Linked DNA regions of Mus musculus: all the other regions are linked to region 1. Evidence: chromatin loops called from intact Hi-C (ENCODE). Cell type or tissue: left cerebral cortex. All regions are shown on one strand.

Region 1 (4,000 bases):
ATAACTTTGTGCTTTGTTTTGTTTTGTTCGGTTTTTTGTTTGTTTGGTGGGTTTTTTTTTCTTCGCCAGTTGCACATCTGTATTTATTATCTCCTTCATCAGTTCACCAAGGCAAAGGGAAGGTTGAAGTTAAGTGGAGGAAGAAGGGAGGCAAGGATGAAGAAAAAAGTTGCGGGGGAGAGAAAAAAACGGGAAGGACGGGTGATCTCAGAGGAAGGCCATCCGCAAGCGGGTCCATGACTGTTCTGCAGGGCGGTGCGTGGCCTTCCGTTGGGAGCTAAAGCACTCAGGGTCGTACAGCCGCTGCTGGAGCGATACTCACCGAACTCAGGTCTCTCGGAGCGGTAAACGCAGAGCCCCTAGCCTGGCCTCCGAATGCTGGGTGCGTTTGCATGGGAGCAAGAGTTACGGTGCGTACTCGGCTGCAACTCCATAGGCTCAGTGCTGCAATCGTCTCACCCAGAAGTGCGTTTTGGGGTTCACAGACAGCGACTGCACAGAGCTCACTGTCCGGTGCTGGCCTAGGATCTTCTCCAAGCGAAGCAAGAAGCCAGCAATTCCTACGCTCGAGACCAGGGACAGTGCCAGCTGCATCACAGGATCCAGGACAAGTAGAGCTGAGCAGTTTCAGCAAGTGTCAGGATGGCCGAGTGGTCTAAGGCGCCAGACTCAAGGTGACAAGCCTTACCTACGGGTGTTCTGGTCTCCGAATGGAGGCGTGGGTTCGAATCCCACTTCTGACACAACTCCTTTTTTTCCTCTCTTTAAGAGTGTCTTTTATTTTCCTCCGTTCAGGAACTCACCTTTCTCCTACAAGATTCCTCACAGCTTCGGGCATTGTTACGTCCCCAGCATCTGGCTGCCTGGTTGTCTGGTTGCCTAGTCTCTGGTTCACAAACGGAACTGCAGTTGTTCGTCACCATTGTCGTCACCTAGTCTAGTGCCTCCAGAGGGCTGTTACTATCTCTTCCCTGGTGGTCTAGTGGTTAGGATTCGGCGCTCTCACCGCCGCGGCCCGGGTTCGATTCCCGGTCAGGGAAGTACTTGTTTTGCTTTGTATTGTTTCCCGACTTTCCAAGTTTCATTATTTATGAAAGATCGGATTAAATCTTTAAGAAATACAGCTGAGATCGAATTCGGTAACTCTCTGTTTTAACAGAGAACCGTACTGCACTTATGAACACCAGCAGGCAGGCTTTGACGCTGAAATACTGTGTTATCCGAAGCACACAAAGCAGCACTCACTGCCCCCTGGCGCCCCTTCAGAACCAGCGGCTCCCAAAGCTACCCACGGGTGGGGCTCACAGTAGCTCCTGAGGAAGGGCCTTGCTCCCTCTGCTGGCACTTGCCTTTCTAATTAGAAAACAGAAATAATTCAAACCGCGCTGTGAACACTGATGTGCCCTTTACCTAGAGTCAATCCTGGTCAATATTTTGTCACATTCTTTGCCTTTCAGAAAATAGTTTATTGATGACAGGTAGACAAACAGATGAAAGACAAATAAATAATAGGTAGGCAGATGAAAGATTATTGATAGACAAACATTAACAAATGATAAATAACAGGTGATTGACAGATAACAAACAGATTGATAGATGGTTACTAACTGATAAACAGGAGATTAGAAGCCAAATAATAGGTAGATGATAGATGGATAGATAGATGATAGATGGATATTCACAGGTGTCCACCTCCCTGCCCTACCATTTGAAAGTTGCCTGCTGTTACTTCACACAGACACCCAAGGACACGGACACCAGCATCTCCTCCTACGTTTGCCATTTTAGTGCAAAACTTCAATCAAACCTCCTCCTGGCTGTGCCTACCGTGCCCTCCCTCCACAGCGGCTCCTGCTGTTCATTCTAGGAATTTCCAGCGCCTGTGGAAAATAATGGAGAACAAATGGAAGTACTTAGACGGGATATATGCTCTAAATTACAGGCCCCTTTTCTCTCCTCGGTGCTGGAGCGCAAATCCAAAAGCCTCTTGCGTAGAAGGCATGCGCTTCTCAGCGAGCTGCTATGTCTGCAGGCCTCCTATGTTACGTCCTTAACATCTCTGACATCTTCACAGGATTGAGTCTGTATGAGTCATTTCTGACGCTTTCAGCGGAAGCATTCATTTCTCACTAGGCACCTTTTCTAGCTTTCTGGGTCTGTGTGGTGTCTACTCTGTGTGCCCCAGACTGTATGAACCAAGAAAGAAGTATGTCTTTTCTACCAGGGTTAAATAAGACAAGGGAAATACATTAGATTTTTTAAAATAAATTTTAATTATGTGTATATGCAGGCGCATGTGTAGGTATGTAGGTGTGAGTACATGAGCCCCTGGAGTAATTGTGAGCCGCCTGACACGGGTACTGTGCTAGCAAACAGAGCTGCAACCTCTCAGCCATCTTTCCAGCCCCCAAAACATCATTTTAAAAAAAAAAAAAAACGGAAAAAATATCATTTGCCCAAAAATCTCCCGATTTGTCCTGAAATGAACAGCGTTCTGTGCTCACGGTGGCAGACTGCTCACTAGCAGCACTGCTTTAAATTATCCAGTTGTGTGAGCTTGCAAGGCTGAGCTCTGCCCCCTGGGTGTTAGCAGCAAAATGCCAGCGGAGACCCCTGAGTGCCTGCTCATTCACTTTGACATAGCTGTGCACCCTTTTGCAACAGTAAAACTTTTGCCCTGGGGTTATGTGATCACTTTCTTGAGACCTCCAAACCTATTTTTTGTTTGTTTTTTTAATTTGGGGGTGGGGGCGTTCGAGACACCCTGTGTAGCCCTGGCTGTCCTGGAACTCACTTTGTAGACCAGGCTGGCCTCGAATTCAGAAATCCGCCTGCCTTTGCCTCCCGAGTGCTGGGATTAAAGGCGTGCACCACCACGCCCAGCTCCAAACCTATTTCTTATATGTAAGTACACTGTAGCTGTCTTCAGATCTGATTACGGGTGGTTATGAGCCATGTGGTTGCTGGGATTTGAACTCAGGACTTCTGGAAGAGCAGTCAGTACTCTTTTTTTTTGTTTTGTTTTGTTTTTTGTTTGTTTGTTTTTTTTTGTTTTTTGAGACAGGGTTTCTCTGTATAGCCCTGGCTGTCTTGGAGCTCACTTTGTAGACCAGGCTGGCCTCGAACTCAGAAATTTGTCTGCCTCTGCCTCCCGAGTTTGGAACTCAGAAATTCGTCTGCCTCTGCGTCCCAGCATTTGGAAGGCAGAAGCAGACAGATCTCTGTGAGTCTGAGGTCAGCCTGGTCTACCCTCTTGAGTCCCAGGCCAGTCAGAGCCACATAGCCCACTAAGCTAGACCTTGCCTATTCTTATCTTGTGCCCTGGGCCTGCAGTGCAGCCCTGCCTGGTGTGACACACAGCACAGGGCAGCTATGTTTTGATCTCTAGGTAGAGCAAAATAGATGAGATCCCAGAAAGAGAAGGAAAAAAGAAAGATTATAGGTATGTTTAAAGAAATGAAAGAAGTCGTAAATAAGCACCTGGGTGAATTCCAAGAGAGCACAACCAGCTAAGTGAAAAACAGATCGAATCAATACAATATATAAAAGAGGAACTCAGCAGAGAGATGGAGATGCTTAGGAAAAAACAAACTGAAATACTGGGTATGAAGAACACATGCAATCAAATAAGGTGCTGTGAGGAAGCCTCACTGATAGAAAGACTGATAGGCCAGACATATGGAAGGTGAGGTCGAAGAACGGGGACGTATAAGCAAGGCTCGCTAGATGGATGGACACAAAAGACCAATCCAAGAGTCAGGGCCAGAGAAGGAGCAGAACTTCATACTAAAGGCATTGTCAAAAACATTTTAATAAAAATCATAGTGGAAATTTTCCCAAATTAGGGAGTGTGGCAATTCAGATACAAGAGCCCTTTTGGGGATCAACCTGCCTAGCCTAGAAAAGAGCAAGACTGAAAATAAAAATATGCTGAGTAAGATGGCTCATGCATCCCAGCACTCAGGAGGCAGAGGCAGGCGGATTTCTGAGTTCGAAGCCA
Region 2 (4,000 bases), 200 kb before region 1:
AAGTAAATGAGGAATCACCTATTCTTGAGCCAAATATGAATGACCATGGCTCAGGAACATGGGTTCAGGTTTCTCCCAATGACATCTTCCAAAGTCTCATGGATTGTTACAAAGCACAAACAAGTCATAAATCATTCGGGCATTGTTCTCTTAAAATTGCTTCCTGAGGGTGATGATCTTTTGGGGGGGCCCTAAGAAAACTGGGATATTGGCCAAGTCCTAGAACTAACTGCATCATTTGCTGTTTAGTCTCTCTGTGCTGGTAAAGTATAGTGTTGAAGTCCTGAGTGGAGCAGTTTCTGATGCTGGAATAGCTAGCTAGCTGTATTAACTAACGTTGTCCTTGATGCAGATTCTTGAGGAAACAGCATTTGAGGCAGTTTGTAAGGTCGGATCACCTGGGCTTTGTGTCTTGTTTTCTTTGGTGTCTGATCCTTTACTCTGCAAACATATAAACTTTCAAATGTAACATATATTTCTGCATTATGTATGTGACATGCAGTGTGCACAAATCATCTAAAGGTTATTCTTTGCTCTGTGTTCAAGCAGGAAAAATAAATCAAACCTTATAAGTCCATTTGGACAATATGTCCAATCTGTAATAAAACTTTCCATCCACGCCATAGGAAAGGCTGGCATGCTAAGTCTTGAGGGTTCTGTACTATATTTATTTGCTATACAGAGACACTTTCATGTCTCAGCAATCTCAGAGCTGTTCCCATGTAGATGGATCAGCATATACTTTACCTGTTTTGTTGTTCTTGATTTCTTCCCTCATGTCTGCTGCCAAGATTTTCAGAAGGTCTCCCCACTCAAGTCTAATCTTTATTAATTTTGATGCAATACATAGTTTCTTTCTCTTGTGAAAACAAGGGCCAAACCTCTTCCACAACACATTTCCCTCCTTCCATTCTGAAGTTAAGGCAAGCAGATCTAATCATCAGTCCTTTCAAAAACCCAGTGCATTTTAGCAACCGTCTCGTTGACATTTAAAATTGTTAAAGTCAATAATTTAATCTATCTCTGGGAGATCACTTCTGTTCTATGAGCATTTCCTGTAAAGTGTAGTTGATCTTTTTACATTTGATTGACCTGGAGGATTGTAAAATACATCTGTAAGATGTTCTATGACATAATGTCTAAAAAGTTGTTGAATTCTGATGGATACATATTTTGAAGCATTATCAGCTTCAGTCTTTAAAGGCATCTCCAAGATAGCCATCACCTCTAAAAGAAATGTGCAATATTTCTTTTAGAGGTGAAAGTCATACTCACTTCTGAAAATCATACTTTTCAGAGTTCAAGGCAGAAGCCCCTTGGAACTCTGAATGTGCATCAGCTGTACGAAATTTTAAATTTTCAAACTCTACAAAATGAAACACATAAGCTATTGTATGGCATTGCACTAAAGGGACTTCATTAAATATAATGTATGTTCTTAGCTCAGCATACAGACCCTCATTTAGTAACTGATCCTTGACAATATCCATACGTCTAGTCTGATTATGTTGGTTTATAGCTGGAGCCTCTTCATTTAGCATTTCTATAGACTGACATTTTGTAATTTCATCACAAGGTGGTGCCATAGACTCCGGATTGGATTCCCCTGAAGAGCCTTCGTTCTGAGTCATGATTTTCCAATCTCTTTTCTATTGCCTCCATTTCAGTATTTAATTTTTCAGTCTTTTCCTTCTCTAAGTTTGCTTTATTCTGATCTCCTAAGAAAGATATATAAAATTGCAATCATTATTTTACATATGATTTTTTTTATGCTGATAATTGTAGCAAAATTATATGGGACCCGTTTGCATGGTGTCATCGAGTTTTCCATTTTTTTAAATACAGAAAGTATTTTTCTTTTTAATTTCTAACTTTGTCCTTAAGGAGTCCCCAAGTGTCACGTCAAATCTTCTGACTTCTCAGCTTTTCCCATCATTTCTACATTTCTATAGCGGGCTTCTGCCAAGTCTCTCAGCTACTCAAGCAGGCTGCCGACCCAGGCTCTGCCCCACTCTGGTCAGAACCCCTCTCTCCCCAACTCCAGAGGGCTGCAGGTTTTCACCAGCCAGTAGTACCGGGCTCACATGACCTGCCACATCGGGCTGGGCCTGTCTCCAACCTCTGCCCATTCTGGGAAGGTGGTTTCAGGCCACAGTATGCCACTGCCTGTTGTGGCTCCCGGTCATTGCAGGCTTTTTCCTCAGGCTAATTGGCCCAGGCGGCTCAGTCTCAACGCCCTGCCTGGGAAATGCGCTAAAACTCCATGCCACGAGAAACTGAGGCATGGCTCCAACACCATGCCAGCTGAGTTAACTAATGGTCCTCCTCTTAAAAGACTCTTGCCTCTGACATGCACTGTGGCTTTTGGTTTGCTCTCTCTTGAAGGGATTTAGCCTTCCCACTCCAACCCCCCATGCCCACCACCACCCCACTCCACCCCACCTTAGAAAACTACTTTTGGCTCTGGGAAATGCCTGTTCCCTGCCTTTCCACCCAGGGCTTTTTCTCAGGTTCTAAGCTTGGATTTAAAAAAAAAAAAAACTTACATTTTTATACCATTTGTAGCTGAGGGCTTTTCCATCCATGCCCCAATTCCCGAATAACTCAGAGTCTCATATTTTATCAATAAATGCCTAGGCTTTTGTTCTCCAGATAGCTCCTAACTTAATTAACCTGTTTAAACTAGTCTGTCTGCCACATGGCTGGTTATCACTCCTTAGTTTCATCTGTCAGACTTACTCAGCATTTGGGTACCAGAGTGGGGGTGGGGTGCAGTGGGGGCATCCCCGGCACTTCTCTCTTGGTTTTCTCTTGAAAGTTAAGCATACGTGGGAGAGCATCGGCAGGAGTAAGACTTGGTCTTAAGGGATATTTAGAGCTGCTGTTTGATAATAAAACATTCACCTGTCTTCAGCCTAAAGGGCTTTGCTTCTGTAGCTGACCTGCCTGTCTGAGTTGCTCCTGAGGTCAGAAGCTGCAGTCTCTGGCTTAACACCTCATAGTAAAACAGAGGGGCGCGGGAGGGGGGGGGGGGTTTAAGAAATGCAGCCTCTGTTCTATCTCTGCAGGAACTCTGTCTCTGCTCTAACTCCCAGCCTACCACTTGAAGTTGCAGGAAGAAAGGGGGACATATTGAAAAGTGGCTTTTGATTGCCATATGCAGGGATCCATCCCATAATCAGCTCCCAAACGCTGACACCATTGCATACACTAGCAAGATTTTGCTGAAAGGACCCAGATATAGCTGTCTCTTGTGAGACTATGCCGGGGCCTAGCAAACACAGAAGTGGATGATCACAGTCAGCTATTGGATGGGTCACACGGCCCCCAATGGAGGAGCTAGAGAAATTACTCAAGGAGCTAAAGGGAACTGCAACCCTGTAGGTAGAACAACATTATGAACTAACCAGTACCCCGGAGCTCTTGACTCTAGCTGCATATGTATCAAAAGATGGCCTAGTCGGCCATCACTGCAAAGAGAGGCCCATTGGACTTGCAAACTGTATATGCCCCAGTACAGGGGAACGCCAGGGCCAAAACGGGGGAGTGGGTGGGTAGTGGATTGGGGGGGTGGGTATGGCGGACTTTTGGGATAGCATTAAAAATGTAAATGAGGAAAATACCTCATAAAAATAAAATTAAATTTAAAAAAAAAAAGAAAAGAAAAGTGGCTTTAGCTTTTATTTCTAAATGCTAATGTTTCTTATGAAAGTCCTCTAAGGAAAAGGGGAAAGGGCCCGTCTCTGCTCTTTGTCCTCAGCACTTATACGTCTTTCAGAATACATGATCACACGGGAAAAAAAAAAAACTCATCACAAGTTGACACATAAATACAAATCATAAATCAAATAAGTTTACAACAGGGAATGTTTACATGCATATCCATTAGGAGTAATTATTTGGCTAAGCATTCATCATCTGTCACCAGCTCTACAGATTCATGGAGAGTTAAAAACCATAATTTTTCTGACAAAGTTATTAGTAAAGTTTTGTATAGATA
Region 3 (4,000 bases), 110 kb after region 1:
CTGGCTGGCACGGCAGCGTGTATTTATGGACTGGACACCAGATAAAAGTCCATGGCAAAGGGACTCAGCAGATGCAGCGTGTGGACACAGGGTATGCAGAGCACATGTAGCCTGTTCTTGAAGAAGCCATTTACCCAGAACTCGGCTCCCAGCTGGGGCAGTCTGGAGTTAGAGTTTCATCCCGGGACCAGGACTATGTACCCTCCTGGACATGGTTAACCTCATAGGAGCTATGTTTGTACATCATCTCCCCACAGAAGTACAGGAACTAGTCACCTCAAAATCCATCACCTCTTACTTGTTGCCTTCGCTCAGCAAGATGTGAAGAGGCTCAGGGGTGAATCCCTGTGTTACATACACTGAAGATCTGGCTTGTCAGCTCTGCTGTGTGCTCTGCTGTCCTGAGCATCGCTGACACTGTCCAGGGATGTGGGTGCTGTACCCACTCCCAGGTGTTTGCATGAAGCTACATGCTGTGGGTCATGTGTCACACATGAAAATAATGCACATATGCATGCATGCATGTGCCTATATACAGGCAGACTTCGATAGAGCCTTCCCTTTCTGGTGGTCCATGTTAATGAAGTCACCTGTCATTTGCTTTGAAACTAAAGAAAGGATCCTGGTGTCTCTCAAAGATTGAGGTGAGAAAGGGAGGTCTTAGCTCCAGATCAGACAGATTTGGTGTCTCATTGACCTGGTTCCTACATCTGACCCCAACTCATACTCCAGTTGTCTCCCTGTGACACAGAAATGCTCTGTGGCTCTGAGGGCATTGATTCCCTGCTCTTCTTGGGACAAAGGTGGCTCTCTGCACGTCTCACCTCACAAAGTGCCAGAGTCAGGGTCCCAGTTATCATAAAGCTAGCTGCTCCCCAATTCAAAGTAAGGGAAAAGTTCATGGTGAGGTCCAAAGATGAGCTCTCCTCCTCCTCCTCCTCCTCCTCCTCCTGCTTCTACTCTCAGATTAGATAATGACCCAGATGTGTGTGCAGTAAAACTGGTGAACATGTCCCTACACCCTGACAGCCCCTTGGAGTAGTTAGCCCTATTCTCAATAATTTGGGATGTAAGTTAGCCAAAAGAAACTTGTTGTTGCTGTTGTTGAAAATAATAGATCTCCATTTATCTACGTGCTGGTAACCAGGTGGCTTTCGGGAGCTAGAAGTGACACAGATTGGGTTAAGGGACACAGACTACTTCCTCCTGAGCTCAACCTCCCCTCAAAACTCAGGAGTTCTCTGCTCGCCCGCATGGCCTTCATGAGTGCTAGTGTGGCATGCTGAAATGGAATTTACATTTTCAGAGGTTTGTCCGGATGGCCAAAATGTAAGAAAGGTGACAATGAGCCAGAGAAGCAAAGGCTCGGCCTCACCAGGCTGAGGCTGCTTATTGAACAGCAAGGAGCCCCAACTTTTCTGAGCGATGAATGTCAGGCAACTTTAGAGGGGCTGGGGGTGGGGTGAGGTGCGCTTAAGTTCTCTTAATCACTGAGCCATGTCCATAGCAGGGAATGGCAGCAGCTCTTCATAGTCTGTACTATCTTTAAATCTGCATATATTTGTGTGTGTTCGTGTGCGCGCAAGCAGGTGCACACGTGCCACGGTGTGTATATGGTGTTCATACTCACCTCTACCGAATTTTGAGACAGGATCTCACTGTTGTTTAACCTGTCTGTTCCCCCAGGCTAGCCGGCCTTTGGTTTTCCTATGGCCTCTCCCATCTCTGCCTTTCATCTCTCAGTAGGAACTCTAGGATTACAGACAAGCGCACTATTCCTTCTAAGTTTTATGTAGATTCTGGGGTTTCAAGCTCAGGTCTGCCCACTTGTACAGCAAGTGCTTTGCCCACAGAGCCATCTCTCCCAGCCCTCACAATATTCTTTTAGTCCCATCTCTTGGCTTCTCCTGGTCACAGCCCCATCTTTAAATGTTCATCTACCTTTTCTGAGTGTCTTGAAGATTCACATCTGGGGTGTAGGCTCTTTATGTCATATTAGCAAAATCTAAATTTCCACACAGGAAGTTTTTAGAAACCAATAGACCATGTTACTCTTACTGATAGATGGTGCCAGGTTCCAAGACAGATTTTTCTCATCTGTGTTTGAGTTATTCATGCTGCTATCCATTCTAGTCACTTTTTGCTTGACACATGCAAAACACTCAGTTAGAGACACTATATTTTTAAACCTTCTAAAATAATTTGGTCATGGATAGAGAGATGGCTCAGCTGTTAACATGTCTCTTGGGGAGCACTGGAGTTGGGTTCCCAGCACCCACATCCTATAGTTTACAGCCACTTACAACTCCAGCTCCAAAGAATCCAATGGCTCTGGCCTCCACAGGCACATGGGGTACAAACCCCATCCGCCCACCCCACCCCCACCCCCACCCCCACACACACATATACACATATATTGGCCTCGAACTCAGAAATCCACCTGCCTCTGCTTCCCAAGTGCTGGGATTAAAGGCGTGTGCCACCACCGCCTAGCTAATAAAATCTTTAAAAATAAAACAATTTGCTAATAAAAGTGTTCAAGATAAAAATAAAGGCCCCATTAAAAGTGAATAATACAAGCTTCCGAACAGGAACAACAACAACATCAAAAGACAACAAACCAACCCACAAACAAGGGCTTTCTGGTGTGCTCTGCTATCCTGTTTGCCTTTGTAAGCCTGTTCTGCCATCGAGCATTGAAATCTCACCAGGACTCAGGCTCTTAGTCCCTGCTATACAAATAGAGTCATGTTTCCCAGACTAAGGGGCAATCACTTTTTCTTTCTCTTGGGAAATAAGGGCTTAGTATGTAACACTGACCTCAGGCTGCTACTATGTGTGTATTTCACAGCAGAAAAAAATGTATCTCCCAAACTAGTCTGCAATTGTGACAGTTATCTATTCTTTCTTCATTCCCCCTCCCCTCCCCCCACAGTAAAGCCTGGACCACCCACATGCACTGTGGGTCAGGAAGGGTGAGCACAGGGGTGACGGACAGTTGCCTAGCTACCAACAGGTGCATCCACTTGGAACACATTCCTTGCAAAGTATGTGCTATTTGTCCACAGCTTTCTTATAACTACTCTCAAATCCAGTATCTTAGTTCCAGAGGTCTAGAGGTGCTTTGCAGCCCTGTGGACAGTAATCAGCAACTCACCTTCCACCTTTGTCCCTCTAGTGTCCTGCTATCGCTTTGGGTGGTCCTTATCTTCCTGTAGGTTTGGTTTTGTTTTTATGTTTTGGCAGCTGTTCATTATTGAGGCTATGTGATTATGAATTATCCACGTATGTTCTATTGTAGGTCTAGCTGCCCAGAAGTCCCAAGTTTGGGTCCTCCTCTAAGTCTTAGGGAGGGTCCCGAAATCATAAAAACAGTTTTCTTTTCCTGGAAATGCTGGTGCTGCCCAGAAAGAAGCTAACACTTGCCAGCTTGGTTTCCTTTTTGATGTTTGTGACTGTTGAGTCTCAACCAACCAGCTCCTTCCTGACAGAAAGACACAAGCCAGAGACTGTTCCAGGGCTTTCTTCCAGCCTCATTTCAGAAAAGCACACGCTCATGCTGAGTGTGTGCTTTTCTGAGGTGGACATATCTTTGGGATATTTGTGGAGCCCTGTGCAGCAGTGGCCACTTCAAGAGGCTCAGCATTTTCCACTGTCGGGGTGATATTTTTAAATTTTGGATCCAGTGGGTGCCAGAAGGTTTTTTTTTGGTTGGTTGGTTTTTTTATTTTGTGTTTGGTTTTATTTTCCTTTCCTCCTTTATGGATTTGGCCAGTGAGAACCCTTTGAAGGCCAAAGAGAAGGCTCAGGGTACAAAGATGATGGACAGATCCCTGGCTCGGGGCAAAAGCTGCCAAGCCTGAGGACCTGAGTTCAATTCCTGAGTCCCACACAGAAAACAAACAAACAAACCCCAACAGTTCCACAAAGTTGTTCTCTGACAAGTGCATGGTGGCACACACTTGTGCTCCCTACAGGGAGAGAAAATAAATGAATAAAA
Region 4 (4,000 bases), 340 kb after region 1:
AGATGCCGGACGTGGTGGCGCACGCCACCTTTAATCCCAGCACTTGGGAGGCAGAGGCAGGCGGATTTCTGAGTTCGAGGCCAGCCTGGTCTACAAAGTGAGTTCCAGGACAGCCAGGACTACACAGAGAAACCCTGTTTCGAAAAAACAAAACAAAAAAAGAAAAAAAAAAAAGATCCTACCAGGAGACACCTGTTCAGTCTTATTATTTCTCTGAAATAATTCACTTTGTTTCCAGTTGAATGGGTGAGAATAGGCAGAGGGTAGAGTTGGCTGGCTCTTCATGCCAGGACACACCCTCCACCTCCCCACCCCCCACCCCGGGCCAGCCACTCTGCACCAGAGTCCAGGAACCCAGGGCCTCACCACCCTAGTCTAAGGCCGCACTGCACAACTTCAGCATTTGGAGGCTGGAAACCACCCCACCCTACTACCTCAGCACCTGCTTCTTCCAAGATGAGAAGGGTTCCACATCCAATGCCAAGTAAAACAGCCATTGTCTGTGCAGCCCTGAGACCACAGTCTGGATCCGGAGATGATGATCATGAACCAGCCAGTGACGGCCACATCGATGGTCAGTTTACGCGCCCTTCTTTCGTCTTTCTCAGTCTTGTCTCCACTGCTACTGCAAGGAAAAGTGTGGGAAGCAGCTACCTCGTGCTGGCTCCCTACCCTCTTCTAGAAATACACCTGAAACTGTTCTGTCCTCTAGGTTAATTATGGAACCAAACTATTTCACAATTGGGGCTCACTGTAACTCCCCTCATCAATTTCTGCCACCCATTTTTGTCTTCAATTTATATAGGAAAGGAGGCAGCCCCGCGTGATGGCACAGTCCTGTAATCCCAGCACTTGGGAGGTGAACACGCCCCCCACTCCAGGGGGTGCGGAGCGAAACCGAAAACAGGCTACCTTTATTGGAATTGGGAATGTAATTTTCTCTACTAAATATATGTTAATACTGGCAACTGGTCACACTGTATGGAGCAAAGATGAGGTGCAGACCGTATGTGTCCATGAGCTTCCTAGGTGCAATGCCTGTCCTGGACAACCGCTCACGTTCCGTTTGCACTCTGGTAGATCCATCCTGCGTAGGAGATCTTCCAGAGAACATATTAAAGCAGCCTTAGCAGGGGCGAGTCGGGGCGATGGCCAGCCCCAGGACAATGCTGTGACTGAGCCCCCGCTGAATTTCCCGCTCTGCTAGCCGCTCTCTGGGGCTAGAGAGCGATGACTCAGCCCGAGCCGAGGATTGGGGATAGGGGTGGAGAACCGAAGGAACGAAAGCGAAACCAGAGGGCACGGGGAGTAGGGGAGGAAGGACAACAGGACTCCTAGATCAGGAAGCTAACCTAGGCAGGAAAACCTAGAGAGAGGGCACGAAGAGAGCTGCAGGGGTGCTGGGTACCACACCTCATCTACATTCATCTACATTCATCCGCATCCCCGCCGTGTGCACGCGCCGCCCGTGGCCACACCCCCCAGCCGCACTGCCTTTGTCAGGGTGGATTGGGCCTGCTTGGATAATCATCCGCTGCAGAGGCCTGGGGAATCTGGCCTGAGCCTGAGTCTAGAGAAGGGTAGACTCAGCCGGGTTCCCAGGGGCGGGCGGACAGGCCGAGACGGTTTACCCTGCGCACCACAGATGGGAACTGAAAGCCAAACAGATCTGCCTCCTGGCTGAATCTGGAAGGCACTGGCGAAGTTTTCACAGAAATTTTTTTGTAATGTAGATGAATGGGTTTGAGAACAGCCTGGTCTACACAGTTCCAGGTTAGCTAGAGACCCTGCCTCAAAATGAAATATAAAGTAGGAAAATTAAAAGCAAACAAACAAAATCCTTAAGGCCAGGTGTATGCCTTCAGTAGGGACAGTTTGGTCTACAGGGCAGAGGCAGGAAGATTGCTGGGAATTTGAGGCCAGGTTGGGCTACATTGTAATATGAGTTAAAAAAATAATAATAACAAAAAGATGAAAATGTATCTAGGAACCATAGCGTTTTGTGAATCTAGTTATTGATTTTTTTTTCCAGACAAGGTTTCTTTGTGTAGCCTTGGCTGACCTCGAACTCGCAGAGACCTTTTGTGAGTTCTGTCTCTCAAGTATTGGTATTAAATCATCACCATCATCACCATCATCATTATCATCGGTGTTTTGTTTGGATATATTTGTATGTGTCCCTTGCATGTGTGCATGTGTGGTGCCTGCAGAGATCAGAAAAAAGCACGGAATTCTGCTGAGCTGGAGTTAAAGATGGATGTGAACTACTTATATGGGTTCTGGGAACTGAACCCTGGTCCTCTGGAAGAGCAGCCAGCGCTCTTACCTGCTGAGTCATCTCTCCAGCCCCTTATTTATTTATTTATTTATTTATTTATTTATTTATTTAAGACAGGGTCTCATATTTTTATATCGGCTGGGGGCTTTCACCTTGTAGCTGAAGATGACCTTGAATTCTAACACTCTAGTCTCCTCTCCAGTGCTGGGATTACAGGTTTGTGTTTGTTTTTGAGTTTGTGTAGCCCTGGCTTTCCGGGAACTGGCTCTGTAGACCAGGCTGGCCTTGAACTGAGATCTGCTTGCTTCTGCCCCCCTGAGTGCTGGGAGTACAGGTGTGCACCAGCACCCATCAGGGATTACAGGCTTGATGCCAGTTTGCTGTTTTCTTGGCTCATTTTGGCAGTCTTCCGTGGAGGATGAGGACACAGGCCCTCCCAGCTTTGGAGGAGCAGGAAGGTACACATGTTTTGCCCAAAGCACTCAGCATGCATATGTCAGCCTCAGAGCCCTTACCTTACTAAGGGGAGGCAGGAGGCCGATGGATAACTGCGCCTACCCATGTGATACATCCAGTAACGAGCAGTCGGGTCCGTAGGCGCCTTGCCCTCTTCTCTGCTTTCGCAGTGGGCCCCATCATTGAACTGGGGATTGAACTCAGCCCCTCGTGCAATCTCCCTCCCTAGCCTTTGCGCTGAAGATCTACCTGCATTTGATGATGCTTGACTTCTCAGAGTGTTCCACCCAAGCTACTTCCCCAGTTCCTAACCCAGTTTCTCTGAGCCCCTCCTCATGCCAGGAAACTTCCTACACCGTTTTCACACTTTCACAATCACCCTCCGACTCACAGTGGATTCCTGAGGTCAGCATTTGAGCCTGCTGGCTGTCTCTGGCCCATAGCTGTGCACTGTGCTATAAATGGCTTTCTTGGCTCAGTGGGGGAAAAAAAAAATAAAAAGGGTTAGAGTGTTGGGCTAAAGTAATTCCATTTTTAAGCTGTAGGATTTGTGCTTATGTGATTATATATTTAAGATGGAGTCTCTCTCTCTCTCTCTCTCTGTCTGTCTGTCTCTCTCTCTCTCTCTCTAGCCCTGACTGTCCTGGAGTTTCTGAAGGAGACCAGGCTGGCCTCGAACTCAGAAATCCTCCTGCCTTTGCCTCCCAAGTGCAGGAATTCTAAAGAAGTTTGTCACCATGTCCAGCATGATATCATTTTTGTAAATAAAACATCCTGGATGGGTGTGGAGGTCCATGCCTTTAATTCCAACATTTAGGAGGCAGAGGCAGTCAGATCTCTTGGTTTGCATAGTGAGTTGGGGGCCAACATGGCTATCTGATGAGACACTGAGAAAGAAAGAGTGAATGCATGAATATAGTTGGTTGTGACACTGAAAGACCCCTGTGCTCCAGAGCCTAAGGCAAGAGAGTATTTGGTTAAAGGCCAACGTGGCCTGAGCACCAGGACTCTGCCTCAAAAACAAAACCAAAAAAACAAAAACAAAAAAACCCCATAAACCTGGGCAGTGGTGGCCCATGGCAGGACTACACAGCGAGACACTGTCTCCAAAAATAAACAAACAAACACAAAGCAAAATTTGGTGTGTGTGTGTTTATAGATAAGTTCTTGAAGCTTAATCTAAGGGCCCCTCAGCTGCCTCAGCCTTTTCAAGTCATGTGCACAAAGAGGCACACAGCCAGAAGACACATGGCCAAATCTCTGAGG
Region 5 (4,000 bases), 120 kb after region 1:
CCCTGCACATTCCTAGGGCATTCGGTATTCTGGGGATGAGGATACACAGGTCTTTTGAAGGAAGGGTGTGTTGCATTCTCCCGACTACTGCAAACACAGGATATTCACATAGATGCATGCTGGCAAACTTGGAGACAAAATGGGCAAACCCTTCAACAAAAGTAACTTTGAAATCATAAAACAAAACAAAGCAAACCCCACCCTTTACCAAGACCTCACACAGGCCAGGCAGTTTCTCAGAGAGCCTCAGAACCGGTCAGCCCACCCTGGAGCCTTTCTGAAAGCCCCCAGCACTGGTTCTCATCTACCCCTGGGCTACTGGCATTTCTTGTTTTCCCAAAGGGATACTCACATCATCTGCTTATTTTAAACATTGGGGTTTTTGTTTTGCTTTTCAGGTAGAGTCTCACTGTGTAGCCCTGGTTAGCCTAGAACTCACTATGCAGATCAGGCTGGCCTCAGCCTCACAGAGGCCCACTTGCCTCTGCCTCCTGAGTGCTGGGATTAAGGTAATCAGTTCCTCAATAGGCTGAAACTGGATTCCGTTCAGCTCCTGTGGATGTGGATCCTGCCCTTTGCTCTCGTTGGAGATTCTGCTCAGCCAGCAGCCTCTGCTGCCTGGATGCTATTAGCTAGACAGAAGCCATGTGCAGCCTCTTCACCAGTGTCTTGAACTTTGTTTTTTCCTTCTCCCCATTTCTAGCTGTACTTGGGTCTTTGACCCATTCCGAGCTGCGGTTTGCAGAGGCAGAGAGACGGGCATTTTATTCTTCTGTGTGTGCATACGCACACCCTGCTTGTCATCTCTCCTTGTTTCTCGCACCTTTGTCAAGAATGTGCAGGCTGGCCGGGCGTGGTGGCGCACGCCTTTAATCCCAGCACTCGGGAGGCAGAGGCAGGCGGATTTCTGAGTTCGAGGCCAGCCTGGTCTACAAAGTGAGTTCCAGGACAGCCAGGGCTATACAGAGAAACCCTGTCTTGAAAACCCAAAAAAAAAAAAAAAAAAAAAAAAAAAAAGAATGTGCAGGCTGGAGAGAAAGCACAGCAGTTAAGAGCACTGGCTGCTCTTGAGGAGGACCCAGGTTCAATTCCCAGCACACACAGGATAGCCGACCCCCATTTGTAACTCCAGTTCTAGGAGATTTGAAGTCCTCTTCTGGTGTCTGCAAACGATGCACATAGTGTACAGACACATATACAGACAAAACAGTCACACACATAAAATAACAACACTAAATGGAAAAAAAAAAAAAACTGTGGTAGTTTGAATAAGAATGTCTCCATAGGCTGGAGAGATGGCTCAGCGGTTAAGAGCACTGACTGCTCTTCCAAAGGTCCTGAGTTCAAATCCCAGCAACCACATGGTGGCTCACAACCATCTGTAACGAGATCTGGCGCCCTCGTCTGGAGTGTCTGAAGACGGCTACAGTGTACTTATATGTAATAAATAAATAAATCTTTAAAAAAAAATAAAACAAAAGAATGTCCCCATAGGCTCATAGATTACATTATTCGGCCCCCAGCTAGTTGAACTGTTTTAAAGGATTAAGAAGTGTGGCAAGTTCCAGGAAAAGCCAGGGCTACCCCAAGAAATCCTGTCTCAAAAATCCAAAAGAACAAACAAACACAACAACAACAAAGAAAGGAAGAGCCTGGAGTTGAGGATTTTGGTTAAAGTGTTCCTAGTATGAGTAACATAGAGATTCAAGCAATCCACATCAAAACTCCAATGCCATTTTTCAGGGAGGGAGGGAGGAATCTATGAGTCACAGTAGTACTTTGGTAACTGATTGTTGCTGGCAGAAGAGCGCCACCTACTGTCTAGTTTTAGAATGCAGTGGTAAGGCTGCTTCAAGTCCTCTTGAAAAATCCTCTGGCCTCTGCACATGCACACCAGGATACATACTGCCCCCACCGCCCAACACACACACACATACACACACACACACACACACACACACACACACACACACGAAACTTTGCAGTTATACACTACACTTCAATAATTCAATGAAACAGATAAAAATCACTTGTTTTTACTTTTTAAAATAAACATAAGCTATATACACCGTGGAGCCAGGATGACCTGCACAGATCTCATAGAGTATGGATGATGGTCCGGCTGCGAAGCTGCTGAATATAGTCCTTGGCGTGGTCAACTGCTGTCTTGGGTACTTCGGGTGGGGGAGGGGGTCCTTCCACCAGCTTTACAAAATAGTGGCAATAGACCTTCTCCATAATGCCAAAGCGACCTCGGCCATGGTAACGGATGCGCTTCAGGCACTGGCCTCGGCCTGAGGTAGACTCAGCTAGAGGAAGGAAAGAGAATTATGGGAAATGCCTGCTATCCATAGGACTGCATCTGTACCAGCTGATAGGTTCTGACCCATCTTTTAGTAGATCATAAGCGTGCAGGAGCTTGGTGGTTGGCAAGCACACAGTCCTCTCAAACACAAGTCTCTTGAGCACTAACCAGGAACCATGCACTGCTCTAGAGGAGGCATGGACCCACTGCCAGATTACGTTGGACAGAAAGACAGAAAATAGCTTCAATTAATGGCAAGTTTCATGAATCAAACAAGTCACAGATTGATAGGATGGAAGAGATGCCAAGAGGCAGCCCCGAGAGTAGGTGTGGTACTGGTGCGTAATCCAGGAAGCAGAGGCAGGAGAATCAGGACTTCAAAATCATCCTTAGCTATACAGCAAGTTTGAGACCAGTCTTTTTTTTTTTTTTTTTTTTTTTTTGGTTTTTCGAGACAGGGTTTCTCTGTATAGCCCTAGCTGTCCTGGAACTCACTCTGTAGAACCAGGCTGCCTCTGCCTCCAGAGTGCTGGGATTAAAGGCATGCGCCACATGGCATTAAGCCTCAGAAATAAAAATAAAAGAGTCATCCCAGAGAGAGAGAAACCTGACCTGAGACCAGAGTCTCCCCCATCCCTGCTCCTGACGCAAGCACGCTCGGCTTGCTTAGGCAGATGCTGGGGCACACTGACACTGAGCATATGTAAGAGGCACACAAACAAGAGATGAGCACGGGGGCAGGTTACATATGGTCCTACAGGCAAAGGAAAACTCCATTCCAGCACCCAGGCAGACAAGGCAGGGACGGGACCGCAAACAGCTCAGTACAGAAAGCAGTGGCCATGCAAGCCTGACAACATGAGGTTGCCCTTAGAATCCACATAAAGGTGCGAAGAGATGTGACTCTGCAGAACTGTCTTCTGACCCCACCTATGGCGCACACGGTGGCCTGGGCATATGTACTACCTTGGATAGTCTCCACAGTGCCCCAGTCACATGGCTGTGTGGGTGTCTATGGCATGCTGACTGGGGTGTGTGCTCAGGATGGTGCGGCTGTACCAGGTGCTCGGCCTAGTCAGTTTCTGAGTGTTTAAGGCTCCCACTGCCCGACCTGACTAAGGATGTTGAACTTGTTTACATATATTTTATATTATTCTCTTAAGAACTATGTGATTCATTTGCTCAGTCATTGATTGGATGATTCAGTGGGTTTGGTCTGCCTGTGTTTCTCTCTCTTGTACAGACCAGCAGGTCTTTCAGCCTGATTACTAGAAGGCTCCATTTCAGTCATTCTTATGACAAAGGCACATTATAAAAACGACCTTTAGGAGCTAGAGCAATGGCTCAGAAGTTAAGAACACTGGCTGCTCTTCCAGGGGTCCTGAGTTCAATGCCCAGTAACCATGTGGTGGCTCATAGCTAACTATAATGGAGTCTGATGCCCTCTTCTGACCTGCAGGTATACATGCAGATAGAGCACTCATACTCATAAAATAAAACAAAAATGACCCTTAAAGTTTACATGTGAACCTTTATTCACCTCCTTCCACTTGATAATTCATCTATCTTTTCTGTCCACCACCCCTCTGCCCCCAATAATCTATGTAACTCTAGCTGTCCTAGAACTTGCTCTACAGACCAGACTGGCCTTGAACTCACAGAGAGTCATCTGCTTCTGTCTCCTAGGTGTTGGCA
Region 6 (4,000 bases), 350 kb after region 1:
GCATAGCTCATGCCTGAGTGGGTGCCGCTGGGAGCTCTGACATCACTCAGTGTCAGGTGTGTGGTGGCCTCATTTCTAGGAATAGCTTCTGGTCTGGAAATCCCCCACTCTTGTACAAGGAGACTTCACACGCTCTCCTGTTGGGCTCCACCTATCCTCCCCTACCAGCTTTTTCTCAAAACATCTATACTTCTCACACGTTGGTGAAAGCCTAAAGCAACTTGGGGGGAGGGCATCTGCTCTGGCTGTGGTCATGGGGCCTGCACACCAGGACCTCCAACATGGAGACCTGCTCAGCATGTATACCCCAACAGGAGGCAGGGCAGCACGAGTCCTCCTTTCTCTGCTTGGCTTTGAGTGCTCACTTGCAGAGGTGCAGCCAAGCTTCATTTGATTGACAGCTCCAGCCAGGTGGAAGCCGCTCATGCTTGCAGTCCTAGCCCTTGTTTATTCTCTTCTTTAATCTCAATGATCTTACTTACCATTTTCTTTTCAGATTTTTTTTCTTCTTTTTTTATTGAGACAGGGTTTCTCTGTGTAGCCCTGGCTGTCCTGGAACTCACTCTGTAGACCAGGCTGGCCCTGAACTCAGAAATCTGCCTGCTTCTGCCTCCCAAGTGCTTAGTTTAAAGGTGTGCGCCACCTACCCTGCAAGTTGCTTTTTCTTATTGCCTACCTTTTAAAATTTTTGTTAAGATTTATGTAGTCTTTTATGTGCATGGCTGTTTATCTGCGTGTATGCATGTGCACTGTGACTGTGCCCGGTGCCCTGGAACTGGAGATACGGTTGGTAGTGAGCAGCCCTGTGGGTGCCAGGAACTGAATTCACCTTCTTATGCTTTCCCAGGGTCCTCTTGTAGCCTCGGAGCTATTTCTCTGGCCCCTTCCGCACGTCTCTATACGGGTCTCGTGTATCTCAAGCTGCTGACCCTTCCCCATTTTACCAAGAGTGACGCTGAACTCCACATTCGTACACACTCCCTCCAGAGAATTGCCATTACTGGCCTGTTTCACTGCCACGCCCCTACCCTACTTCCATCTCAATTTCATTTTTTATTTCCTCTTTTTACACTTCCTTTTCTTACACCTTTCAAAGATAGCTTTTAAAGTCGGAGTCTTGGTTCTGGAGATGACACAGCCGGAGTCCCCAATGGCGAGTGGTTTCTCTCTGCCTTGCTTCGTGGCAGGAAGTTCACATCATGTCTTGCCACAGGCTTCACACCGTGCACTCCACAGAAGTTGCAGTCTAGGGAGTCTGAAGCCTGCTCCCCTGACTTAACCTGTCGCTTGCTCAGCTTTCTCCTCCAGCCAGGAGCGAAAGCCAAACACAAGATTTCTGTGGGGTGCGTTGAAGCAAGGCTGTAAACCCAGCACAGGAAAGGTAGGAGGCTTGCCACAGGTTAGAGGCCAGTATGGGCCACACTGGGAGACTCTGTCCGGTCACACCAAATGTTTAACTCATCTATTACACTTTAAAGCTGTGACTTTAGGCAGTGACAACTTCTAGTCTTGGTGTCCTCCTTTATAAACTAGCAATGACACTTGGAGAGAGGAGATGAGAACACACATAATTGTTTATTGTCACTTGTCTGCTTCCTAACGTTTAGTCGCATAAATGCTTAGGGAAACAATGCAAGAATAAATTTTCACCTAAGCAAAAACAAATTTAGGTGTCAAAAAGGCTGGCTCATCTGCTTGTCTTTGCCGCCACCTACTGGTCATATATGATAAAGCACATATTTCAAGGCTTGCCAAGATGGCCTTTTGGTTTTTTGTTTTTGCTTTTTGGGTTTTTTTTTTTTTTGAGACAGGGTTTCTCTGTGTAGTCCTGGTGACTGTCCTGGAACTCACTCTGTAGACCAGGCTGGCCTCGAACTCAGAAATACACCTGCCTCTGCCTCCCAAGTGCTGGGATTAAAGGTGTGTGCCACCACTGCCTGGCTGTTTTTGTTTCATTGAGACAGGGTCTCACTTGGCAGCCCTAATTGTCCCAGAACTAACTCTAACTCTCTCTCTCTAACTCTGTCTCTCTCTCTCTGTCTCTCTGTCTCTGTCTGTCTCTGTCTGTCTCTCTGAGTGTGTGTGTGTGTGTGTGTGTGTGTGTGTGTCTGCCACATACTGAGGAGGCCAGAAGAGACTGTCAGATCCCTTGGGGTTACAGGTTGTGAGCTGCCCTGCTTAGAGAACTGAACTCTATCTAGTCCTGGCTGTCCTCCAGCCCGCTACGTAGACCAGACCAGTCTAGAACTTATAGGGATAAAGCGATCCTTCTGCCTCTGCTTCCTGAGTGCTAGGATAAAAGTCATGTGCCACCACTGCCCACTTCTGACTCTTCTCTCACACTTACACTCCAGCACTATGTATTTATACTCTCTTCTTAGCTCCCACCCCTTAGTTAGGCTTCTGATGCTGTGATAAAACCACAACTTAAGGAGGAAAGATTTATTTCAGCTTCCAACTCTTAGGTCACTCTTTACCACTGAGGGAAGCCAGGGCAGGAACTCAGGACAGGAACCTGGAGGCAGGAGCTGATGCAGAAGTCATGGAGAAATGCTGCTTACCGGCTTGCTCACCCATGGCTTGCTAAGCCTGCTTTCTTATATGACCCAGGAACAGCTGCCCAGGGTTGGCATTAGCACAGTGGGTGGGGCCCTCCCACATCAATCATTAAGTAAGAAAATGGCAGACGGACTTGTCTAGAAGCCAATCTTACAGAAGCAGTCTCTCACTTCTCCTCCCACATGATTCTAACGTGTGTCAAGTTGACAACAACTAAAAAAGAAATAAACTACCGGCTTACACCTGTAATAAGAATCTAAAATTTGTAAATATTTTAATAAACTCCAAGTTTTCTTTAAAAATATATAAATGAGAAATTAAAAAAAAATGCTGGACAGTGGTGATACACCTCTTAAATCCCAGCACTTGGGAGGAAGAGGCCAAGTGGATCTCTGTGAGCTTGAGACCAGTGTGGTCCACAGAGGGAGTTACGGGATGTGATGGTTTGTATGTGCTCAGCCCAGGGAGTGGCACTATTAGAAGGTGTGGCCCTGCTGGAGTAGGTGTGTTCTTGTTGGAGTGGGCTTGTCATTGTGAGTGTGGGCTATAAGACCCTCATTTTAGCTGCCTGAAAGTCAGTATTCTGTTAGCAGCCTTCAGGTAAGGATGTAGAACTCTCTGCTCCTCCTGCACCATGCCTATCTGGATGCTGCCATGTTCTTGCCTTGATGATAATGGACTGAACCTCTGAACCTGTAAGCCAGCCCCCAGTTAAATGTTGTCCTTATAAGAGTTGCCTTGGTCATGGTGTCTGTTCACAGCAGTAAAATCCTAACTAAGACACAGGACAGCCAGGGATACACAGAGAAATCCTCAAAAAAATAAAATAAAATAAAATAAAATAAAATAAAATAAAATAAAATAAAATAAAATAAAATAAAATAAAATCAGGACACAGCCAGGATATGCGTTATACTTATATTTCAGCATCTGAGAGGTGAGGCAGGAGGATTGCCTTACGTAAAAGTAGCCTGGTTTGGAACTTAATAGCTAAGTAGCAAGATCCTGCCTCAATAAAAAAAAAAAAACAAAAAACAAAAAAAATCAACCAGGGGCTGGAGAGATGACTCAGCAGTTAAGAGTACTGACTGCTGACTCTCTCTAGCCCGCCATCCCCAGGCACCTGTTCCTGGTGGCGCAGAGCACACGGCCCGGGCAGCACGGAAAGCAGCAGGAGGAGGAAGAGCTGAGCAGGTCGGCGCACCTGGTGGTGAGCATCTCTAGAAAGAGGAGAAGGCAAGGATAGGCCCAGGAGTGATGGCATCCAAATTTAAACAAGTCATACTGGATCTCACTGTGGAGAAAGACAAAAAAGACAAAAAAGGTGGGAAGGCCTCCAAACAAAGTGAAGAAGAATCCCACCATCTGGAAGAGGTTGAAAACAAGAAGCCTGGGGGAAATGTCCGAAGGAAAGTCAGGCGACTTGTGCCTAACTTTCTCT
Region 7 (4,000 bases), 200 kb after region 1:
AACTCACTCTGTAGACCAGGCTGGCCTCGAACTCAGAAACCCGCCTGCCTCTGCCTCCTGAGTGCTGGGATTAAAGGTGTGCGCCCTTGAGACAGGTTTTTCTATGTAGCCCAGGCTGTGCACACCAAACTGGCCTTGGACTCAGAGATCTAACTGCTTCAACCTCCAAGTGCTGGGATTAGAGGCGTGCAGCACCATCGCCAGCTGAGACCCTGTTTTTAGAAGGAAAGAAAGCAAACTAAACTGACCAGGGAGGCAGCTTGGAGGTATGCAACCAGTACTTGCTGCCAAGCTGAGAACAACTTAAGTTTTGAGCCCCAGACTCACTTGATAGAAGAAAAGAACATAAACCCCAAATATGACTTCCACATGGACAACTTGGCACTTGTGTACACACAATAAATAATAACAATAACAATAATAATAGCTTAAAGAAGAATGGGGCTGGAGTGATGGCTTAGCAGTTGAGAGCACTTGCTGCTCTTCCAGAAGACCAGAGTTTGGTTTCCAGCACCCATGTGAATTGGCTCACAAATGCCTGTAACTCCAGCCCCTGAGAATGTTGACGCCTTTTCGGCCTATTTTTTCCACCAACACACTCGTGATATTAATTATAAATTCATACATTAATAAACATTAAACCCTAAAAAAATTATCCTTCAAAATTCTTCAGGAAGGTTCGGAGGTTGAGGCTGCGTTCTCCCTTAAAGATTTATTTTTATGAGTGTGAGGGGGAGAGGGTTGAGTGTATCAACAGCTGTGCGATCTCTCCCTTAAAGGAAAATTTTGATCCCATGCAATGTTTGCCTCACAGGCTGGCTTTAAAACTCGATCCCCAAACCAAGCTACATTTGAAACTACAAAGGGAAAGAAAGGGGTTCTCACACACACACACACACACACACACACACTGCCCTGTGTTCTCACACACACAGACACAAAAACACTGACACACACACACACACACCCTAGGCTGCCAAGCAATCTGTTGTGACCGCTCCTGATTATCCAAACTTGGGAGCAGGGTGTCTGTGCACCCAGGTGGGCTCTGAAGAGCGAGGAGTGCGAACGCACGAAACCACGCTCTCCCTGCTAGCCGTGCAGAACTCAGTTCCACTGAGTGTCTCCTGCTCGTCGTCGGCTTTTGTTTGCGCCAGAGCGTCTGGGAGACAATCAGCTTCACTTCCCTGTTCCAGAAGACTAAACAAAAGGCTTTAGCAGTGCAAGACGGGCGCAGGAGGAAGCAGCGGCCCGTTAGAAGAAATGGCAACAGGTCCCCTCTGGAGCGTTCCAGGCCACAGCCCTGGACTTAGACGGCACCCCATCCAGCTTGCTGGCTCCGCGACGGCGGCCCTGCCACGCAAAGCTGCAGCACCCCAAGAGCCAAGCAGAGCGGCCTCTTGCCTCCCCCACCATTCCTTAGGCCTCCAGGCTGGACTCCGGGGACCGAGAGCCCCGTAGCCTCTGTGCCTCAGTGTTCCCGTGTGTAGGATGGGTCGCCACGGAGGCACTTCCGCCTCCTGCTCCTACCGTAAGCAACCTAACCTGCTTACCCTGGCTGGCGGCCCCGCCGAGTGCGGGCGGCAGCGGCCCTTGACCCCGAGCTCTCCTCCCTCTTGCCCCGGATCCGCTCCAGAAACCCAGCTCGACAGGGAGACGTGAGTCCTGGCGCCCAGAGCGGCCGACGATGGGCACCAAACCAAGAGGTTGCACCACTCTACCCGTCCGCCCTCCCGACTCGCCTACTCTCCGCGTCACTCCAGGCGTGCGCGGTCCCGCCGGTCTCGGCTCCGTCCCCCCGTGCGCGCTCAGATACCTACGCCCCGCCTCCCTGCGCAGGCGCAGAGCGAGAAAGTTGGGTTTGGCGGAGGGCGCGTGCGTAAAACGAGGTTTGCCCTGAGGCCTCAAACGGCGTCTAGCAGTGTAAACTTGGTCCCCGCCTAGGTTCTGGAGTATCATGAGTCGCGCCTCGGGAAAGGACGGGATCTAGAACTGGCCCCACTTCCTAACATCAGAGCATATTACGACTGTTGGTTGTAGGTGATGATGCAGGGCACATGGGGTGTCCTGACCCTCGATTACTGCAACCTGAACCCCTCATTCACTGACCATCTATTCACAGAACCCCTTCTGGATGACCATTAGGTAGGGGTGGGAGAGCGCCACCAAACCGAGTCATGAATGAGGTCAGCTGAGCACTGCCTCCCAGAACCTGGACGGCCTAAGCAGCGCTGCTCCGGGGCCTGTGCTGTCCGCTGTGTCCCTGGTATCACTGTGGGTCAGTGCAGAGAGAGAGGGGCCAGTCAGGGAGAGTAGGGGGTTCGCTGGTAGCGAGGCCATGCTGGGATGTATCGCCACCTCGTGCTTTCCCACGGGGCAAGAAGACTAAGACCTCCGAAGAGCGCCTCCCCTCCCCTGGTGCTTCCTCTCCTAGGGGCCGTAGGTAAGCATACAGCAGGTGTCCCCCTTCTGACATCCCGTCTCCCAGTCACTTTGCCCTTTTCATTTTAAACTTTTATTCCAGAAGAAATCCCCAAAATAGGACTTACTGACTAAATGAGAGCTAGCCTTTCAAACTGTGAAATCGCACAGCCAGCTTCTGGGGTAACGATGTCAGGGACAGTTTCTGAAGCCCAGCCTTTGTTGTTTCTCTCCAGGATCTGTAAATAGAGACACAAGACTGTGATGAGGATGAAACCCTAGACCAAGCCACAACCGTCACCACAAAGAACCAGGCCTGGGCAGTCAGTAACTGTAGCTGCGGTGGATTCCCTGCAACAATGTTGATGGGACTAGCTGCAGGGCTGGCCTCTTTTGAGGTGTTCGGGTTGTCTAGGCTAGGTAGACACTGCCTTCCCTCAGTCTGTTCAGTGCATGTCCTTGCTCTGTTCTGTGATTCGATTCAGGAGAGGGTGGACCTAGCATGTGCTAGTCATGTGAGGAGCAGCCGTTGAGTCCTTCAGGAGAGGGTGGACCTAGCATGTGCTAGTCATGTGAGAAGCATGGAATTTGGGGGGAGGGGGGGTTCTTGCCACCAATAGGCCTGGTGTGCTCTGAAAGAGTTGAACAGGAAACACCTGGCTTCCCCCCCACACACACCCTTCACCTAGAGCTTCTCACAGACACTAATTGTATTTCTGGAGGGACTGGAGGGGAGTGTCTACACTTTAAACAATGGCTTTCAAACTGCAAACAAGAGAAACTAAAGTTTGAACACATTTCTTCAACTGGAAAAGCATAGTTTTGAAAATACAGAGAAGCATGGTTATAACATGGATCTTTTTAAGAGCTGAATGGTGCCTCTCCATGGGCAGCCTGGATTCCTAAATATTTGGTTTTGGATGCTGGGACAAGGGACTGAGGTGCGTATTTTACACGCCAAAGCAGACCTGGCCACCAGGTTCTCCCAGCATCCCTCAGTCCCTACCTGGCATACCCTGCCTCCAACCCTGAACTTTCCAGCCAAGGGGCTGGGCTGCCCTTCCCCACAGGCTCCTCCCTATATAGTCCAGACATTTTTGTCTCTCTCCTCCTCCTCCTCCTTCTTTTCCTTTTCCTTCTCCCCCTCCTACTCCTCCTTCCCAGCGGCAGAAAAATAACCTATTACTATTGTCCCCACCCCCCCAGTTCTAAACAAAGGTATGCCTTGAAAAAAAAAAGTTCAATAGGAACTGGAGAGCAGTTAAAGAGCACTGGCTGCTCTTCCAAAGGTCCTGAGTTCGATTCCCAGCAACCACATGGTGGCTCACAACCATCTGTAATGGGATCTGATGCCGCCTTCTGGTGTGTCTAAAGACACACCAATAAACTTATTGGTGGCAAGCAACAAACAAATAAATCTTAAGGAAAAGCACATTATATGTAAGAAAATAATATCTAAAATACATTTGAATTGAAGTATTTGGGACATAAACATATAAATATATCCAGATTAGTAATAAGTAATTATTAGTAATAAGTAATAAGTGCCTAAATTTACAACCCCTAAAATGCTGTAAAC

What was found. Hi-C counts contacts between places; a loop is a spot of excess contacts. Peaks named below come from ENCODE experiments on the same cell type or tissue, not always from the same donor. Only the 100,000 strongest peaks of a DNase experiment are listed, where the experiment ranks them.
Region 2: a loop joins it to region 1, with 8 times the contacts of the local background. A loop is called at or near these places in 7 of 42 quality-filtered maps.
Region 3: a loop joins it to region 1, with 2.7 times the contacts of the local background. A loop is called at or near these places in 4 of 42 quality-filtered maps.
Region 4: a loop joins it to region 1, with 7 times the contacts of the local background. A loop is called at or near these places in 10 of 42 quality-filtered maps.
Region 5: it touches region 1 in a loop (4-fold over the local background); 24 of 42 quality-filtered maps call a loop at or near these places.
Region 6: it touches region 1 in a loop (2.6-fold over the local background); 10 of 42 quality-filtered maps call a loop at or near these places.
Region 7: it touches region 1 in a loop (4-fold over the local background); 7 of 42 quality-filtered maps call a loop at or near these places.

What each region holds. Positions count from the first base shown.
Region 1 is chr11:58,299,217-58,303,216 of GRCm38, reverse strand. It overlaps Gm39827 (a long non-coding RNA gene), which reads left to right and starts at 604. Exons shown (of 4, transcript XR_001780091.2): 1 at 604-674; 2 at 796-1,040. It overlaps n-TEctc10 (a tRNA gene), which reads left to right and starts at 969; the gene lies at 969-1,040. n-TLcaa3 (a tRNA gene) reads left to right here and starts at 637; the gene lies at 637-743. In left cerebral cortex, CTCF peaks have their summits at 1,261 (motif pointing left) and 1,865; DNase peaks (open chromatin) are centred at 621, 957, 1,246 and 1,930; H3K4me3 peaks cover 2,186 bases; H3K27ac peaks cover 1,739 bases.
Region 2 is chr11:58,497,071-58,501,070 of GRCm38, reverse strand. No RefSeq gene overlaps it. Among named protein-coding and RNA genes, the nearest start is that of Olfr331, 3.5 kb to the left of the region's middle. In left cerebral cortex, a CTCF peak has its summit at 1,577 (motif pointing right); a DNase peak (open chromatin) is centred at 1,572.
Region 3 is chr11:58,193,056-58,197,055 of GRCm38, reverse strand. No RefSeq gene overlaps it. Among named protein-coding and RNA genes, the nearest start is that of Igtp, 4.5 kb to the left of the region's middle. In left cerebral cortex, no CTCF peak of the experiment used is centred here; DNase peaks (open chromatin) are centred at 2,096 and 3,549.
Region 4 is chr11:57,960,036-57,964,035 of GRCm38, reverse strand. No RefSeq gene overlaps it. Among named protein-coding and RNA genes, the nearest start is that of Larp1, 47 kb to the left of the region's middle. In left cerebral cortex, a CTCF peak has its summit at 1,671; DNase peaks (open chromatin) are centred at 1,290 and 1,463; H3K4me3 peaks cover 1,298 bases; H3K27ac peaks cover 1,177 bases.
Region 5 is chr11:58,177,587-58,181,586 of GRCm38, reverse strand. Mrpl22 (mitochondrial ribosomal protein L22) reads right to left here. Exons shown (of 7, transcript NM_175001.5): 7 at 2,021-2,309. The coding sequence ends at 2,098. Among named protein-coding and RNA genes, the nearest start is that of Gm12250, 4.3 kb to the left of the region's middle. In left cerebral cortex, a CTCF peak has its summit at 1,803 (motif pointing left); DNase peaks (open chromatin) are centred at 1,810, 2,189 and 3,112; H3K27ac peaks cover 401 bases.
Region 6 is chr11:57,948,902-57,952,901 of GRCm38, reverse strand. It overlaps the pseudogene Gm12245. Among named protein-coding and RNA genes, the nearest start is that of Gm33078, 39 kb to the right of the region's middle. In left cerebral cortex, a CTCF peak has its summit at 1,716 (motif pointing left); DNase peaks (open chromatin) are centred at 49 and 1,715.
Region 7 is chr11:58,101,762-58,105,761 of GRCm38, reverse strand. Cnot8 (CCR4-NOT transcription complex, subunit 8) reads right to left here and starts at 1,792. Exons shown (of 7, transcript NM_026949.5): 1 at 1,554-1,792. In left cerebral cortex, a CTCF peak has its summit at 1,681; DNase peaks (open chromatin) are centred at 1,204 and 1,755; H3K4me3 peaks cover 2,030 bases; H3K27ac peaks cover 1,236 bases.